Regions from separate parts of the Homo sapiens genome. Here all the other regions are linked to region 1. Evidence: chromatin loops called from intact Hi-C (ENCODE). Cell type or tissue: heart right ventricle. All regions are shown on one strand.

Region 1 (2,500 bases):
ACTACACCACTGTACTCCAGCCTGGGCAGGAGAGCAAGACTGTCTCAAAAAATAAAAAAAAAAATAAAAATAAAAGGGTGATAGTGACCGTTATCCTGAAGGATTGCGAGGGCATGGAATGAAATCATGAATGAGACCAGCCAGCACAAGTGGGTGGATGGGCCAGGCTAGGATGGTGCTGGCTTAGTCTGATGCCTCTCTGTTCCTTCCAAGGGTCCCTTGCCCTCTCACCTTAACCCAGAGGTCCAGGTGCACCTTGTACTGCTTTTGCTGCTCCTCGGCCAGCTTTTTGTAGTGCTCCTTCTGGCTCTGGGAGATGCGCTGCCAGCGACTGCCGATCTCCACCATGCGCTCCTTCAGCGGCAGGTGGTTCAGCTCCCCATTGGACAGCAGCTCCTGGGAGAACTTCTGGTAACCGTTCCTGGGAGGTGGGTTGGTAGAAGGAGGGTCAGGACCCCAACAAAGCAGCCATCCAGCCCTGACCCTCCCCGACCTCCAGGGCAGACTCCAACCCCCAGGCTCACATGGGAGGCTTCTTGGGTTCTCCCTGGAATTTCATCTTCTTGGAAGAATTTGTAGCAGCTGGAGGTGCCCGCATCTCACTCAGCTCTCTCTGGAGGGAGAAAGGTCACGCTCACCCCCCAGTCCCACCCCCAAAATACTGCTGCCTTCTGCCTCATGCCATCAGCACCTTAGCTGGCTGTCTTTTTCTGTGCCAGGGAGGAGGAGAAACAGGTAGCTAGTGAGCAACTTCCTAACAGCTCACGTCTGAGGCAGGCACCACAGTTTACAAGTGCTTTCACAACTGCTCGCATCCTCCGAGTCAGCCTGGAGGTTAGCAATGTCACCCCCACCTTACTGATGAGAGACAGAGGTTCAGAGAAGGAAGCTGAGACTTGCTGAGAGTCACAGACCAAGGCTGGGACTTCTTGCTCAGAGCTGCCCAACCAAAGGGGAGTTCCCGAGCTTTCAATGAATGGGGTGGCCCCAGCCCCATTCCTACCTCATATCGCTTTTGGTCTTCGGCTGCCTTCTTAATCCACATCAGTTTCTCCTTCTTTTCCATGTTATTCCAGGTCATTTCCATGGCTTTCAAGGCCTTCACCCGGTCATTCTGGGGACCAATAAGGGTATCAGCCGTGGGAGGGGTCACCCGGGGCTAGAGGCTGCAGTACTACCCTTTCCCACCCCTGTCACCTTGAAGCGGGCCAGGTAGTCGCCGATAACGCTCTGTTGCCAGATCTCCTCAGCTCTTTTGGGGGACTCGGGCAGCTTGCCCCGTTCCTCGCGCTCCCCGCCGGGCTTCCTCTCCGACTGAGCCTTGAGCGCCGCCTCTCGGGCCTTGTACTTGGCCTGCGGGGATGGCCCGGGCGTCAGCCTTCCACCCACCCCCAGGGGGCGCGCGCTCCCCGCGCAGCAGCCCAGGCGCTCCCGCCGGCGGGCAGAAGCATGGGCTGGTGCAGATGTCTCCCGCCTGGGGCTCGCCCCCGCCTGGTCTGCGGCGCTCAGCTGACAGCTTCCCGCCTTCCGGCTGCTGGGCGCCGGCCCCACGTCCCAGCCCAGGCACCGCGTGGCTCAGGCGGCCAGGGGCGAGGTGGCACGGCCCGCCAAGGGGAAGAGGGGGCCCTGGCAGCCCCCCTGGGGGCACAGCGCTCCGCCAGGCAGCCTGACCTTCTTCTTCTCAGACAGGTCGTTCCACATTCGGGCCAGCAGGCGGGTCAGCTCGCTCTCGGAGAGCTCAGGCCGCTCCTCCTGCAGCTGCCGCCGTTTCTCCTCCGAGAAGATGAACATGGCCGACACGGGCCGCTTGGGCTTCTCGGAGCCGCCCTGTCCAGGTGCAGAGGGTCGGGGTCCGTGGGTGCTGCCAGGGAGCCCAGTCTTGCCCACCCCCGCCTGCGCGGCCGCACCCTCTGCCCACCTTGCCCCCTTCCTGGGCTGGCTTCTTGGAGGCGGGGCTGGTGGCCTGCTTCTTGTTGATGTTCAGCATCTTCTCTTCCCCCAAGACCCGCTGCTGCTCCTCCTCAGGCAGGCTCTGGACAGGAAAGAGGAGCACGGGGCTGCATGCCTGGCACCCAGACTGCATGGTGCCCTATCTCCAGGGGCTCACCAGGGCTCTGCCTGCCAAGTCCCAGTCTTCTCTGCCCACTGCCCCACCGGAGGAACACTCACCTCGAGGAAACGGAGCAGCTCCACCTCGTAATCTTTCTTTTTCTGGGAAAGTGAGTGGAGTCAGGATCAGTCTGGAGACAGTGTCACCACAGACCCTGCAGTACTCGGAGGACAGTGACCTTCAGCGGGCCTCCAGAGCCTGGGTGTGGGCTGGACTCCCTGCCTGGACGGGCTCAGTTGCTAAGCCCAGCCCAGCCCCACACTGTATTGGAGGCAGGTACCCAAGGCACACGCCACCAGGGACTGACTGGCCCAAGATGGGATCAGACCTCATGCTTCAAAACCCCAAGGCAGGGTGGCCCCTGCCACAGCTCACCTGATCACACTTCTT
Region 2 (2,500 bases), 310 kb after region 1:
CCAAAGTGCTGGGATTACAGGCCTGAGTCTTTTTTAATAATTGTGTTTCCATGAATCCTCTATCCATGACTTCACCATTTTTCCGTGAAGTGTTTGTCTTTTTCTTGTTAACTTGTAAGATCTTTTTGTATAGTACAGCTGTTAACTCATGGCTTGCCACCTGCATTACAACGTATTTCTAAATCTACTATTTTCCTTTTTAAAAGAAAATTTTCCTAATGCCTGTATTTATGTCCTGTTTTTCCATCCCCAAAATGTTTTAACTTTTATACAGTGAAATATTTATACCCTTTTTTTCCTGTTGTAGCTTCTCGATTTTCAATCTTGGTTAATATTTTCCCACTCTTATACATCATACATGCGGGCTTCTAGATTTTCATTAGATTTTATGCATTTAGTTTTATATTTAAATTTTTGATCCAGCTGGAGTTTATTTTTGCATATGGTATAAGATAAAGCTCTAATTTTATTTTCTTCCATTTGGAAATCCAGCTATGGTAAAATCATTTTTATTCTTTTCCCACTTAACTGAACAAACCCCTGTGTTATATATTAGAATTTCAGCCAGGCCTGGTGGCTCAAGCCTGTAATCCCAGCTCTTTGGGAGGCCAAGGAGGGTGGATCACTTGAGTCCAGGAGTTTGAGATCAGCCTGGGCAACATAGTGAAACCTTGTCTCTACAAAAAATATAAAAATATTAGCCGAGGGTGGTGGTGCAGCACCTGTAGTTCCAGCTACTAGGGAGCCTAAGGTGGGAGGATCACCTGAGGTCGGGGCTGCAGAGAGCAGAGATCACGCCACAATAAGGCAAGTCCATCCTCATTCTCTTTTTTTTTATACCTTAATTGACACTCACTATCATATATTAAAACTTTTTTTTTTTTTTAGCTGAGAATGATTAGGAGAGTGGATTGAAAGGATTTCCCTGGTCCAGAAACTGGAATTCAGTGGGGCGCCACCTTAGCACGGGACCCAAGGGGATACAGGACAGGATGGAAGGGAGGTCATTCATCATATCTTGTTTTAGGTCCTGGGGACCGAAAGAGGTCCAACTTGGAGCAGGTACATTGGTCTAAGCCTAGTTCTGTTCGGTTCCGGCTCGACCCCCAAGTACGTGAACGTGGCCCAGGGCTGCAATGGGAATGCTTGGGCAGTCACCTACTCTCCTGCCAGGGCAATGCAGTTGCCTTTAAGCCTCTACCGCCCCCTGGTGCTGTCTGACCTGGGGTTTCCAGAACCAAGCTCCCTCTCCCAGAAGCCTCCAGTTCGAGGAAGAAGGTCCCTTGGGGCCAATAGGGGTTTAAAGAAGCCGTTGGGGACAGAGGGTCTTAACCTGTACCATCGAATACCTGGTCAGACACCAGAAACTGCTTCAAACTTACTGTACTCAAATCTCTCTTATCTCCACCAACCCTTCTTATTTGCTATGATTTTGAGCTACTGGTGGGAGCTATTCCTGCCTTCCCTGATCACCTACAGAGCTGATCATCTACTGTGGAAGACAATACATCAATTCCTAAGCTATCTGATAAGTGAACAATCCAGGAGAGGTCCCCACGTGCTGCCACTGAGTAGGGGACAATCGGTTCTAGTTCTAGGGGCAGGAAAGCTCAACAGGGGCAGGACAGGGAAGGGCCGATGGAAGAGATGGGCTTGGAGACAGTCCCTGGAGAATGGCTCCAATTTGGATCATCAGGGAAAGGAGAACATACATGAAAAAGAGGGAGTGAGGAGGATGGTAGGACTTCCATTTCCTGTAATGATAGGCTAAGTTATTCAGACCAACCTTCCCATTGAAAACAAATGCAAAAGCTGGATAAAGGCTTTTTAAAAAAAAAATCCTCCTCTCCCTCTCCCTCTCCCTCTCCCCACGGTCTCCCTCTCCCTCTCTTTCCACAGTCTCCCTCTCCCTCTCTTTCCACGGTCTCCCTCTGATGCCGAGCTGAAGCTGGACGGTGCTGCTGCCATCTCGGCTCACTGCAACCTCCCTGCCTGATTCTCCTGCCTCAGCCTGCCCAGTGCCTGCGATTGCAGGCGCGCGACGCCACGCCTGACTGGTTTTCGTATTTTTTTGGTGGAGACGGGGTTTCGCTGTGTTGGCCGGGCTGGTCTCCAGCTCCTAACCGCGAGTGATCCGCCAGCCTCGGCCTCCCGAGGTGCCGGGATTGCAGACGGAGTCTCGTTCACTCAGTGCTCAATGGTGCCCAGGCTGGAGTGCAGTGGCGTGATCTTGGCTCGCTACAACCTCCACCTCCCAGCAGCCTGCCTTGGCCTCCCAAAGTGCCGAGATTGCAGCCTCTGCCTGGCCGCCACCCCGTCTGGGAAGTGAGGAGCGTCTCCGCCTGGCCGCCCATCATCTGGGATGTGAGGAGCCCCTCTGCCTGGCTGCCCAGTCTGGAGAGTGAGGAGCGTCTCTGCCCGGCCGCCATCCCATCTAGGAAGTGAGGAGCGCCTCTTCCCGGCCGCCATCACATCTGGGAAGTGAGGAGCATCTCTGCCC
Region 3 (2,500 bases), 120 kb after region 1:
AAAAAAAAAAAAAAAGCCAGTGTAGCAAAATGTTAGCCCCATCTCTACTAAAAATACAAAAATTAGCCAGCCGTGGTTGCGGGTGCCTATAATCCCAGCTACTCAGGAGGCTGAGGCGGGAGAATCGCTTGAACCCAGGAGGTGGAGGTCACAGTGAGCTGAGATCACACCACTGCACTCCAGCCTGGGTGACAGAGCGAGACTCCGTCTCAAAGAAAAAAAAAAAAGAAGATATATATATATATATATATGCATACGTGTGTGTATGTGTGTGAGTGTATATATATGTATATTTGTGTGTGTGTGTGTGTGTATATATATATATATATATATATATATATATATATATATATATATATAAAACAGCTGGGATCAGCCCAATTTGGGGAAGTCCTCCCTGTCTCCCCCTGCCTCTGTGGCCTGAGAAGGTGGGCTGGAAGTGTCTAGGCACCCAAGGCTTTATTGGGGGGCCCTGGGTGTGGTCTGAGGAGGTGGGCCCCTAGAGGGAGAGGGTCCTGGCTAAGACTTTCCAGCATGTCCCCCAGCCTGGGTCCCAGAGCTCTGCTGGGACAGCGTGGATTAATATGGAAGGTAGTTTTAGCCATAGCTATGAAAATTCTAAACGCCAAACCCTTGATCCAGCCAGGCCACTTCTAAGCGTTTCTCTAGTCATCTGCTCATACAAGTGTGAAATGATGGTACCAGCTTGGCCTTCTTCATTGCAGCCTTCTTTGTAACAGCAGAACATCCCGTGAAAGGGAACTGTTAAGTACGTGACCCTATCTCCATGTGACAAATCCACACAGCCTTGAAAGGGCGGCATTCCCTGACCTATCCAGGTGGGGTGGGGGGTGAGGGCTGCAGATCTCTATATCATTATGTAAAACAATCTCAAAGACAGAGTTAAATTAAACAGCAGGTGCTGAGAGCGTGCTGGACACTCGTTCCAAACAGCAGCGTTACTGCCCCCTAGAGGACATTTTTTGAAATTTATGCGGCCACTGTCATTTCTGGTTGTCACAAGACTGGGGCTTCTGGCATTTGATAGATGGCAGGTCAGGGAAGCTAAATGCCCTGTAAGGTGTAGGACAGTCTGACACAATAGGGAATTTCCAACAACAAGAACACATCTCTCAATTTCCTTCTGTCTTTCTGGGCAATTACATACATGAGGAAATGTTTGCAATTCTCAGACCTGGAAAATGGTTCTGTTTTACCCATATACCCACACCTTTTTTTTTTTTTTTAGACAGGGTCTCTCACTCTGTCGCTGGTTGGAGTGCAGTAGCACGATCACAGCTCACTACAGCCTCGACCTCCCCGGCTCAAGCGATCCTCCCACCTCAGCCTCCCGAGTAGCACACTCCTCTGCCTGACTAATTCGTTTGTATTTGTTGTAGAGACAGGGTTTCGCTATGCTGCCCAGGTTGTAACCATACTTCTTTTGAATACTTATATTCTGCTATGCATTGAGTTTTCCAGGAATAAAACCACTCTGCAGTTGTATGGAAAATTGGGTTTTGTCTTCAAGAACTTTACCGAAGGTCATTTGCCATTTCATTTTTTGTTTGGTTTGTTTTGTTTTTTTGAGATGGAGTTTTGCTCTTGTCGCCCAGGCTGGAGTGCAGTGGTACGATCTTGGCTCACTGTAACCTCTGCCTCCTGGGTTCAAGCAATTCTCCTGCCTCAGCCTCCCAAGTACACGCCCAGCTAATTTTGTATTTTTAGTAGAGACAGGGTTTCCTCATGTTGGTCAGGCTGGTCTCAAACTCCCGACCTCAGGTAATCTGTCTGCCTCGGCCTCCCAAAGTGCTGGGATTACAGGTGTGAGCCACCGTGCCTGGCCTTTTTTTTTTTTTTTTTTTTTAAGACGGGACCTCACTGTTGCTCAGGCTGGAGTGCAGTGGTGTGATCATAGCTCACTGCAGCATTGAATCCCTGAGCTCAAGTGATCCTAGTGCTTCACCTTCTCAAGTAGCTGGGACTACAGGAGCGTGCCACCTCGCCTGGCTAATACATATATATATATATTTTTTTGAGTCAGGGTCTCTCACTCTGTTGCCCAGGCTGGAGTGCCGTGGCACAATCACAGCTCGCTGCAGCCTCGACGTCCTGGATTAAAGCGATCCTCCCACCTCAGCTCTCTCCCCCCTCCCCCCACCAGTAGCTGGGACCACAGTCACGCACCACCACGCCCAGCTAATTTTTGTTTATTTTTTATAGAGAAGGGGTGTCAGTATGTTGCCCACGATGGTCTCAAACTCCTGGGCTCATGTGATCCTCCTGCATCCACCTCCCAAAGTGTCAGGATTACACCACAGGGCCCAGCCTTAGTCATTTCACTGTAAGATGGGAATAATAATTGTACTACCTCAAAGGATTGTGTTACAGATTAAAGAGCATAATACAGAACCTGGCACAATATAAATCTCAATAAACAGTAACAGGACCTACCTTTTAAAAACACTGAAATGAAGTATGCCAGCTATCATCCTAGCAG

Evidence for each region. A loop is a pair of places that touch in the nucleus more often than their neighbours do. Peaks named below come from ENCODE experiments on the same cell type or tissue, not always from the same donor. Only the 100,000 strongest peaks of a DNase experiment are listed, where the experiment ranks them.
Region 2: it touches region 1 in a loop (10-fold over the local background); 10 of 110 quality-filtered maps call a loop at or near these places.
Region 3: a loop joins it to region 1, with 5 times the contacts of the local background. A loop is called at or near these places in 104 of 110 quality-filtered maps.

Annotation. Positions count from the first base shown.
Region 1 is chr17:44,209,121-44,211,620 of GRCh38, forward strand. It overlaps UBTF (upstream binding transcription factor), which reads right to left. Exons shown (of 21, transcript NM_014233.4): 10 at 2,486-2,500; 11 at 2,170-2,211; 12 at 1,919-2,032; 13 at 1,672-1,827; 14 at 1,198-1,353; 15 at 1,004-1,114; 16 at 525-613; 17 at 232-421. All of the region lies in intron 1 of ATXN7L3-AS1 (ATXN7L3 antisense RNA 1), which reads left to right. Among named protein-coding and RNA genes, the nearest start is that of MIR6782, 2.5 kb to the left of the region's middle. RefSeq lists enhancers at 1-184, 1,281-1,575, 1,285-2,006 and silencers at 778-827, 1,248-1,717, 1,281-1,575. In heart right ventricle, a CTCF peak has its summit at 1,385 (motif pointing right); DNase peaks (open chromatin) are centred at 1,381 and 1,757; H3K27ac peaks cover 1,479 bases.
Region 2 is chr17:44,522,134-44,524,633 of GRCh38, forward strand. No RefSeq gene overlaps it. Among named protein-coding and RNA genes, the nearest start is that of GPATCH8, 20 kb to the left of the region's middle. RefSeq lists a silencer at 1,301-1,360. In heart right ventricle, CTCF peaks have their summits at 1,204 (motif pointing left) and 1,405; a DNase peak (open chromatin) is centred at 1,208; H3K27me3 peaks cover 495 bases.
Region 3 is chr17:44,330,525-44,333,024 of GRCh38, forward strand. No RefSeq gene overlaps it. Among named protein-coding and RNA genes, the nearest start is that of SLC25A39, 7.0 kb to the left of the region's middle. In heart right ventricle, CTCF peaks have their summits at 976 (motif pointing left) and 1,183; a DNase peak (open chromatin) is centred at 967.